Linked DNA regions of Homo sapiens: region 2 is linked to region 1. A link is a loop called in an ENCODE intact Hi-C map of the cell type or tissue named here. Cell type or tissue: Calu3. All regions are shown on one strand. Each heading gives the region's core, and the rest is flanking DNA. Links, peaks and the distances in the headings are about the cores only.

The links. A loop is a pair of places that touch in the nucleus more often than their neighbours do. Peaks named below come from ENCODE experiments on the same cell type or tissue, not always from the same donor. Only the 100,000 strongest peaks of a DNase experiment are listed, where the experiment ranks them.
Region 2: it touches region 1 in a loop (2.5-fold over the local background); 1 of 110 quality-filtered maps calls a loop at or near these places.

What each region holds. Positions count from the first base shown.
Region 1 is chr6:155,082,663-155,088,041 of GRCh38, reverse strand. All of the region lies in intron 1 of TIAM2 (TIAM Rac1 associated GEF 2), which reads right to left. Among named protein-coding and RNA genes, the nearest start is that of TIAM2, 90 kb to the right of the region's middle. In Calu3, for the core only: no CTCF peak of the experiment used is centred there; a DNase peak (open chromatin) is centred at 2,251.
Region 2 is chr6:154,957,201-154,962,579 of GRCh38, reverse strand. No RefSeq gene overlaps it. Among named protein-coding and RNA genes, the nearest start is that of TIAM2, 35 kb to the left of the region's middle. In Calu3, for the core only: no CTCF peak of the experiment used is centred there; DNase peaks (open chromatin) are centred at 679 and 2,049.

The DNA.
Region 1 (5,379 bases), core at 224-5,223:
AAAGAAATACACCTATACAACCTGGCATACTAAAAAGAACAGTTTTCATTTATAGGATATCAGGATTGGGATGGACCCATTTCCCTCATTCTACAGGTGAGAATTTAAAACTCAAAGAGGTAGTGTGATTTGACCAAGGCGACATAATTAGTTCAGAGATTTGTTATATCTGGTCAAGAATGCCTACCTTATAGAATACATTCCATATTTACTTAAAACTTTTAAATTTGCTTTGTCATTAACCCAGTATGGACAAATTTTTTATTTATTTTATTTTATTTATTTCATTTTTTGAGATGGAGTCTCACTCTGTCACCCAGGCTGGAGTGTAATGGCGCGATCTCAGCTCACTGCAACCTCCGCCTCCCGAGTTCAAGCAATTCTCCTGCCTCAGCCTCCCAAGCAGCTGGAATTACAGGCACCCACCACCACGCCTGGCTAATTTTTGTATTTGTAGTAGAGACAGGGTTTCACCATGTTGGCCAGGCTGGTCTCGAACTCCTGAGCTCAAGTGATCCACCTGCGTCAGCCTCCCAAAGTGCTGGAATTACAGGCGTGAGCCACTGCACCCAGCCGAAAAAAATATTTTCAAATGATAAGAAAAGAATACTGAATCAAGCTTCACTAGGCTCTGTCTAAATACATCATACTGACAATCTTTAAAAACCAAGACTTGTAATATTTTACTGATGGCCTCATAAATGATTTACTAACTGAAAACTATAAAATATAAGATCTGCCATATTTTAATGTTTCCAATGATAATAATGTTGGATCTCAAGCATCTGTTACATAACAGAACTTTCCACATGTTCATTCCAAATACCATGTGATTTCATGTTTTTTGGTTTCTATGCCTTTGCATATACTGTTCTCTACAGGGAACACCTCCCTGGAGAACTCCTAATTGCCCCTCAAGACCCAGCTTAAGTGTCTCTTCCTCTGATCACCTACCATCATACCCCGAACCTCACAGGGTTATTGCTCCCTCCTTCACCTCACCACTCTTTCTGATATAGGCAATTGCCTCGCAATTATTTCTTTTTCACTCATTTGTCTCCTTTACTAGAACTCACTTACCTTTCCCCTTTACTAGAACTGCTTTGAAAGTGAAGTACTTTGTTTCCCTGGTGCCTGACACAATTCCTTACTCATGGGTGCTTAATAAATGTGTTCATGAAATAACTGATTCGTCAAATTGCTAATACAACGTGATTAATATGTGGCTTGGCTTGCTTTTCCATCATATCGCCATAACTTGAGTTAAAGAGGAAGCTGCAGCTTAACTACTGGTCATTTTGGTGGTTTTTGTTGGGGTTTTTTTTTTTTTTTTCCAAGATGGAGCCTCACTCTGTTGCCCAGGCTGGAGTACAGTGGCGCGATCTCAGCTCACTGCAACCTCTGCCTCCTAGGTTCAAGCAATTCTCCCGCCTCAGCCTCCTGAGTAGCCGGGATTACAGGTGCACGCCACCACACTTGTCTAATTTTTGTATTTTTAGTAGAGATGGGGTTTTGCCATGTTGGTCAGGCTGGTCTCGAACTCCTGACCTCAGGTGATCCACCCGCCTCAGCCTTCCAAAGTGCTGGGATTACAGGTGTAAGTCGCCGTGCCCGGCCAACTACAGGTCATTTTGGATGGAAATGATTTTAAGCAGGATTATAGAATATTTAAGCTTAGAGCACATTGACTTCATCCCTGTTCACTTTGCAGATGAAGAAAGTGAAGTCCAGTAAAGATCAAGTAGACCTCTCATGTAGACAGCGGGAAAGAGCTAAGACTAGAACTCAGATCTCCAAACAGCTACAACAGCTCTGTTTCCAGCAATGACAAGTTACTGGTTCCAAGAATGCTCTTCCTTGGATCTCAGCGCCTTCCTCAGGACCCTCTCTGCGTTCCTCACATGCTCCAGTGCCACGTGAACAATGAAGCTTCCCTGAGCTGGACTGCAATCCAGCAAGTGGCTATTCTTTCAACAGTGGAGACTGGGCTTCGCTGCCAGGGAAAGTCCCATTTTAAGGGAGAATTTGCAGTGGGCCGGGACTGCAATATCTTGTGACCACAGAAAGATCAAACAGGGCACCTTGAGTATGTGAGTCTATGAGATCCAAGGTGGTGCTAGGTAAACTATATCTATAATAAAACTCAAGCAATGCTATGCTTTTGCTTACACAAAGAGTGCTTGTATCTCTCACAGCACATAGGTGCCACGTGTGGACAGAGTCATCAATCAAGACTGATGGCTCATGCTTTTATCAGCATGAAAACCAGCCAGTCCCGCAGCCTTGGAGCTGCCTGTTTGCACCATGACATCAGTGTAATTTTAATTTAACATGAACACACCTTACATTCTTTTCCCTTGAGCTTTGTGATGAAAAGTGGTTTTATTTTTACAGTGCTAGGGATTCTGCCCCATGTCCTACTCGAAAGCTGAATATAATCCAGACCTTCAACTACATCACAAAGTTGTTTTTTTTTTTAATGGCCACATCTAAGAAATACTACATGATTAGTCAATCTAGAAGCCTACTGCCAAGGACTGGGTGAAGTTCAGAGTGCCCAGAGTTTATAAAACTTTCATTGTCAGGTGAACCAGTGTGCAAGCCCACAGTACGCAGCACAACTGTCAATGCAGGTCAATGAGAAAAGGTGGGGAAGGAAAGAGAAAGTTACTACTTACCCTGTGCCCTTCAAACATGCCTCCCACCTCTACGTAAGTAGAATGCATTTGTTACTAAAAATTTTCTCTCAAATTCATGCCTTCTTCAAATTGTATCTTCTTTGTAGCCACCATCTCCCTGAATTTAAAACATGTTTTAAAGTTGCTGGGTTTACTTTAGCCTCGTTATCAGCTAGGCAGCTTATCAATTCAGAGATTCGACTCAATGTTTGTAAGAAAACAATACAGAAAGTGGGATGTTTTCCAGGACTGGGAGTGAGAAATGTAACTCCCATCTCCCTTAACCCCTCCTGTGACCCAGGTTTGTAGGATCTAACTGGGCCCTCCAGAGTCTCCATTTACAGGTGGATTACTTATTATCTCATCACTCAGGGCCCGTAGAGATTTCAGACATAATGAACAAACCATTCTGTGACTCTTATTCCAAGGCATTAGGTAAGACTACATCATAATGTGGTATGCCTTAAATAACAATTTTCACCAGCCTCCCACGTCCACACTAATGCACTGTTCCTGCACAAAGAACTAATGGAATCAGATGCTGCACTCAACAAAGGAAAACTGTAGAGTTACCCAGTAGACTATAGAATGGGAGAGAAGCTGCCATTCATGACAAAGGGATGACTAATTACAATGAAAACAGCAAGTTTCAGTCTATCCTCCCCAAAGGACAGACTCCTATACACATGGAGCACAGTATTTACTGAGTACTGTAAGCCAAGTTACAAAAAGACCGTTGTTATTTATAAAACAGCCCATGTGAAACACCAAAAAAAATCAATGGCCAGCTAGAAGGAGAACAAGGTATACCCATTTTGTTCACTGCTCTCCCTAGGCTGGTGATCACATCAGTCAATCTGGCTCCTGTTTAGAGTAAGTCTTTCCTGGGAGTCCCACAAGGGTTCACGTATCCAGTGACAAAACTCAAGGATACAAAAGTTAGCACTATTTTTTAGTTAATGACATTCAATTCAAGAAGTATTTGTTGAATATCTATTCTGTTCAAGTCACTATGCTAAGTGCTGGAAATACGATGGTGACACAGCTTGCTTCTGATCTTGCCTGTACACAAGCAAGCCATTAGTCCCAACACGTGTGGTGGGGAACATGGTTGGGGGTGGGGGTAAGAGGCTGTGAAGTGGCTCCTACCCCACCAGAGTGGCCCCTATCCCTGTCTTCAAGTAAGACTCAAATACAAGAATAGTAACACTCACACCACAGAAATTACCTACATGCAGTGCCCCAGGTAGATCAGAATGGATCTTTCTCCACTAGGATCCTATTCGTGTTTTAAAACAGGTCAGTAAGTTCTCTGACACTCCTCTTAGGAAGGGGAGGTGGGCAGCCCTATGCCCCCTTCACCTCGATTCTGCTTCAACCTATATAGTACAGCCAACGTGACACTAGGATTTCCAGGGCTGGGCCAAAAAATGCCAGGAGGTTTATGCCTGGTTCTCTTGGTGCATTTGCCCTGAAGCCCTAAGGCTACATTTATCTGGTTTCGTATGTCATCTGTTGCCACATTGTCCAGCATATAAGACTTTACTTCTGGAAATACTATGCCATCCCTTGCCAAGACAAAAGAAATTGACTTAGCATTGGTATCTAAAAGCTGCCACTGAATTCTGGCTTCCAGACAGAGGGATGATCCTCATCCAGTTGACAGACAAAACTCACCAGGCAAAGTGACTTTCTTCATTAGGGAACAGCAATATAATAATTCCTCATCACTTCCAAATGAACCACACAATCCATGCCCCAAGAATTACACATATTTAGTATCTGGGGAGGCTTGTGCAATATTTACAACATGCACCATGTTTATGGCAGCAGGCTAGTCCTGTGGACAACAGGGGCAGACAATCACATTGCACATTAGAAATAAAGCTGCACGGGGCCAGGAAACCAGCTGTGTGGCCACAGCAGTAAATGCCTGCTTCCCTCTTCCTCCTTCCTATGAAATAAGTGTCTTGCCCATCTCTCTCTCTCTCTCTCTTTTTTTTTTTTTTTTTTTTGAGATAAAGTCTCACTCTGTTGCCCAGACTGGAGTGCACTGGCACGATCTTGGCTCACTGTAACCTCTGCCTCCAGGGTTCAAGTGATTCTCCTGCCTCGGCCTCCTGAGTAGCTGGCATTACAGGTGCACGCCACCATCCCCGGCTAATTTTTGTACTTTTAGTAGAGACAGGGGTTTCGCCATGTTCACCGAGCTGGTCTTGAACTCCTGACCTCAGGTGATCCACCTGTCTCGGTCTCCCAAAGCGCTGGGATTACAGGCATGAGCCACTGTGCCCGGCCCCACCTCTACTTCTTTTCCAGCCCTGTCAATCAATACTCAGAACCATCTCATCATCAGTCCTGGCAAAGAGAGATGAGGCGAGAGAAGAAAGAAGGAATAAGATTCATAAACAAATAGAAGAGAATGATTTTGGGGAGGGAGTGTTAAAAAGTAGCAGGGACTCTGGATTATCCCTTCCATATCCCTCACCATCTGTCAGAACCTCCCACCTAGTTAACTTCACCAATAAAAGCTCCAAGTATAGTAAGGCTCTCTCTCTACAATAGGCAAAATACCCTACTTTAACAGCTAAAGGAACTACCAAAAGACATGATATCTATCCATTCACTAAAGGAACAGCTTGCACTTCTACGATATTTATTTATTTATTTATTTATTTATTTATTTATTTATTTATTGGGG
Region 2 (5,379 bases), core at 160-5,159, 130 kb after region 1:
GCAATTCTCCTGCCTCAGCCTTCCGAGTAACTGGAATTACAGGCGTGCGCCACCACGCCTGGCTAAGTTTTGTATTTTTAGTAGAGACGGGGTTTCACCATGTTGGCCAGGCTGGTCTCGAACTCCTGACCTCGTGATCCGCCCACCTCAGCCTCCCAAAGTGCTGGGATTACAGGCGTGAGCTACCGCGCCCGGCCTTCTTTCTTTCTTCCTCCCTCTCTCCTTCTACCCTGCCCTCCCTCCTTTCTTCCTTTTCTTTCCTTCTTTCTTCCTTTTTCTGTGGGCCTCTTGTAAGAATAACAGGATCGACAATCTCAAACAAATATTTAGCTAGCAAAGCTTTCTGTGGATAGCTTTGGTCTTCTCTCAAGTCTGTCACTGTCTCAAACTTGGCCCTTTGCAATCAATGTAAGAGATGCAGGTAAGTTATTTTAAAAAGCATAAAGAAACAAATAGAAACTTCAATAATGAACCCTCGCTAAGATAGCTGCACTTAACCGTTAATCTGAAAAGCATCACCCGACCCGATGGGAACCTGCAGAGAGTGTGACCTGCCACCCACAGTATCAGGTATTAGCCTCAGCCACCAAGATAATCTTGGTTCAGGACATTGAGCCATCATTATACTTGAAATATATGCTATGGAATGACTTTTGGACTCTGAACACAATTATAACATTCACCAAGTCTGACGAGTTTACCACAAGAAAAACATGTAGTTTAAATATTAAACAACTCAGGCCAGGCACGGTGGCTCATGCCTATAATCCCAGCACTTTGGGAGGCCAAGGCAGGCAGATCACCTGAGGTCAGGAGTTCAAGACCAGCCTGACAAACATGGTGAAACCCCGTCTCTACTAAAAATACAAAACTTGGCCAGGCATGGTGGCTAACACCTGTAATCCCAGCTACTCAGGAGGCTGAGGTAGGAGAATCACTTGAACCTGGGAGGCAGAGGTTGCAGTGAGCCGAGATGGTGCCATTGCACTCCAGCCTGGGCGAAAAGAACGAAACTCTGTCTCAAAAAAAAAAAAAAAGGAAAAAAAATTAAACAACTCAATTTCTTGGATAATCCCCTCCTGAAGTATACCTAGAAATTCACTTGCAATCTGCAACCATTCATTTCACAAACGAGAGTGTGTTTCTGTTAAGGGGTCTCAAAGGTTATTCACCCCAGTAACAATATGGTCCCGTGGAAGCACCTTGAAGAACTGGATGGCTGCACTCCAGCCACAGAGCCATAAAGATTAAAGTCCAGGAAGTGAGTTGATATCTCCATTTTAGTGTGCTGTTTTCAAATTCCCAGGTCAGCATTTGCTGGTGAGTTTCAAAGGAGAATTCAAGAAGATTTGGAAGAAGCTCCAGGCTTGCTGCCTCTTGACTGTTTCAGAGTCATTCTGCTCCTGAGTGTCCAACATCTCCAATCATCCTCAGTGTCCCCATGCTGCCATCTGTGAATAAGCGCATTGATCTGTGGTAGGTAAATGCCAAGCACTCAATCCAGGAAATTGTCATCTGAATGATTTACACACATGCCCTGAGCCCCATCGGGCACTAAAGAGATGGATGCTTTGCGAGTAAATCTTGCATGCATTAACATTAATTTAAAATAATCCGAGTTGGCAGTCAAAAGCATACTTTTCAATAAGCAGCCAACTTTTCTTCTATTAAATCTTTAGGAGAATATATTACCAACTTCTGGGAAATAGTATTTGCAAGAAGCTGAGCTTGAGTAGGTTTAAGAATTTAGCAGTGTTAAGCTGCCTGCCACAAACGTGTGAAGTCCACCTGTATACGTGTGATCAGCACATCAGACTGTGTCAGAGCTTCCGTGGCCCCCACAGCTGTCTCTGTCCAAACACAACCACCAAGAGGGCTCAGGCCGCTCTGATGATGGTGCTGTCCTGAGAGGGGGACTGAGGAGCACTGCAGGGACAGAGGACAGGTTCAAAGTCTATGCAGAAGAAACCTGGACTGTGTGCTCTTGGAGATCGGAATCCAGTGAAGCGATTAGATGGCATGAGTGAGAGTGTCAAGTAACAGCGGGTGGCCAGGTGCCAAAAGATTGGACAGAGCTGTGAGGAAGGAGACAGCAACGTGATGGCGTGAACAGGGAAGGTGGGACGGAGGTGACCTAGGCTCACCCTGAGCCAGGCAGAGGCCCAGGACCTGGAGAGGACAGGCGGGGCATTGAAGGGAGCAAAGGCTGGAACAGAAGTCATGATGGGATGTGGAGCTCCCTGAAGGTCAGCTGGGACTGCCTGTTCTCTACTGGAAAGCCCGGAGACCAGAGGTCTCAGAAGAAGGGAGGAGAAGAAGCCAGTGTTTTATAGGGATGAGCACAGAGGCTGGGCTCTGTAGGAAGGAGGAGCGCCAGCCTGGCAGTGGACAAAGCCTTCGGGATGCTGCTGACCTCTGGGTCCCTGGGCTCGCTGATGGGGGGGCCCTCTCAGCTCTGCTTAAGGTCACCCACTGGGATATGAGAAGAAGATATCAGAATTTTGATTTGGGCCAGGTGTGGTGGCTCATGCCTCTAATCCCAGCACTTTGGGAGGCCGAGGTGGGCAGATCACTTCAGGTCAGGAGTTCGAGACCAGCCTGGCCAACATGGTAAAACCCTATCTCTACTAAAAATACAAAAATTAGCCAGGTGTGGTGGCATGAGCCTGTAGCCCCAGCTACTCGGAGGCTGAGGCAGGAGAATCACCTGAGCCTCGGAGGCGGAGGTTGCAGTGAGCTGAGTTTGCACCACTGTACTCTAGCCTTGGTGACAGAGAGAGGCTCGGTCTCAAAAAAAAAAAAAAAAAAGAATTTTGATTTGTTTTTACTTTTAAAAATCTCAACTTTTTGAGTTTCTATTTTACATATTTATTAGGTGGATGTAAAAGTGATTGCCATTTTTGCCATTACTTTCAATGGTAAAAACTGCAATTACTCTTGGAGCAACCTAATAAATGAACACATTAGTTTAAGAGAAAGCGTATGTGAGGCTGGGTATGGTGGCTCACGCCTGTAATCCCAGCACTTTTGGGGGCCGAGGTGGGCAGATCACTTGAGGTCAGGAGTTCGAGACCAGCCTGGCCAACATGGTGAAACCCTGTCTCTACTAAAAATACAAACAAACAAACAAACAAATTAGCTGGGCGTGGTGGTGTGTGCTTGTAGTCCCAGCTACTCAGGAGGCTGAGGCCGGATAATTGCTTGAACCCAGGAGGCGGAGGTTGCAGTGAGCTGAGATCATGCCACCGCACTCCAGCCTAGGTGATAGAACTAGATTCCGTCTCAAAAAAAAAAAAATATATATATATATATAATATGTAAACAATCAAAAATTGGGAGAGTGGAATATCTCTCAAATAAACTTTAAAAACTGGGGGAGCACATGCAAACATATTTAGTTAATGTTCATGAACAGAATAGTCTGGGGGAAAATACTCTGCATGTAGGGGCCTGAACTAACAATGCTAGCCGGTGAAGGGGTGAGAGCTACGAGAGGAAAAAGAAACTCCGTGAGCCCGGGGGTGCAGGAAATGGAAGGAAGCGTGGTATGAACCCCATCTCTCGGGCATTTCATCTGGGAAATCAGGAGGGATATCCCTACCCCTGTCAGAGATGAGGATGGCGGGAGTTGATCCCACAAGACAGGTCGGAGACCCCAGGACCAATGACCCCTGTGGAGGGCCCTCCAAACCAGAAGGGAAAATGTCAGAGAGGTGAAAGAAAAAATGGGAAATTCAGCATCCCAGAGGTCGAGGGAAGAGAGACCTTCAAGGGGACAGGGTGGGCAGCAGGATGAAGGAGCTCAGAGGGAATGATCCCGAGAGACGCCTCTTGGAATTCCACGAGAAAGTCACTGAAGACTTTTCATAAACGGCTTCAGCAGAGGGAAGAGTGTGGAGGCTGGACCGCAGGGGGTTAAGAAGGGAACAAGTGGAGAGGAAATGAAGGTACAAGGTCGTGTTTAGTTTTCAACTATTAAAATGTCAGTGTCAAAGTCAGAACTGTAGGGGTGGAAGGGTGTAATGTGAAGCTTTTTCTTTCATCTGGGACCCCAGAGGAATTCCCCATTACTATTTTAACAGTGGTAAGTGGTAGCTGTGGCTAGGGCAGTGGGACACAGTGTGGGAAATGGTGAGGCCATAAAGTGCCCCGTCCTGTCCCAGAACCCTCCAGATGGCTCAGGTTTGGTCTGTGAGTTTATGTAGTAGAGAATATACAAGAGCTTGGGCCAGGTGCGGTGGCTCATGCCCGTAATCCCAGCATTTTGGGAGGCTGAGGCAGGTGGATCACGAGGTCAGGAGTTAAAGACCAGCCTGGCCAACATGATGAAACCCCGTCTCTACGAAAAATATAAAAAGTTAACCGGGTGTGGTGGCATGCACCTGTAATCCTACCCACTCAGGAGGCTGAGGCAGAAGAATTGCTTGAACCCGGGAGGCGGAGGGTGCAGTGAGCCGAGATCACGCCACTGCCCTCCAGCCTGGGCGACAGAGTGAGACTTAATCTAATAATAATAATAATAATATAAGAAGAGCTCTAATTTTATAAAGGCAGAAAGGAATACTTAATTCTCAAATCCATACATGATTAGAAGTCTGAAAACTTTTCCCAAATATCATATCCTATTTGATACTTTAATGTCAGAAGATCTGAATAGAAATAAGTGGTAGGAAGAAGTGTTAATTATTTGCCATCAGTATCAGACTCTCATCCACAAGCAGTTGGACATCTGGTCCCTCTCAGGTGAGATGTCTGCAGAAGTGACCAAGGTTTTTGACTCTTCTGATGGGTCTCTGGAAACCTGGGAGACACCACTCCAGTATTTTGGCTTTACCCAGGTACGAAATTGTTTATTATGCATTTGACAAGTGGGAAAATAGGTTCAAAGCCAGATGTGAGAACTAATTAATGCTTATAAAATTATTTGAGAGCTACAGATGAAAGGAGTGATTTAAGTGCAGAATATTATCGTCTGCTAACGATGGAGTGCACTGAACTAACCAGATTCTCCCAGAGAATAACCTATATCCTAGGAATAAAATCAGGAATTTGTTTGTTTGGTTGGGTGTTTTTTTTGTTGTTTCTTTCTTTTTTTTTTTTTTTCAGATAGGGTCTCGCTCTGTCACCTAGGCTGGAATGCAGTGGCACGATCACGGCTCACTGTAGTCTCTGCCTCTTGGGTTTATAAGATCCTCCCGCCTCAGCTTTCCAAGCAGCTGGGACTACAGGTACGTGCCACCATGCTTGGCTAATTTTTGTATTTTTTGTAGAGACAAGTTCCCACTATGATGCCCAGGCTGGTCTCAAACTCCTAAGCTCAAGTGACCTGCCCAACTCAGCCTCCTAAAGTGCTGGGATTACACGTGCGAGCCACTGTGC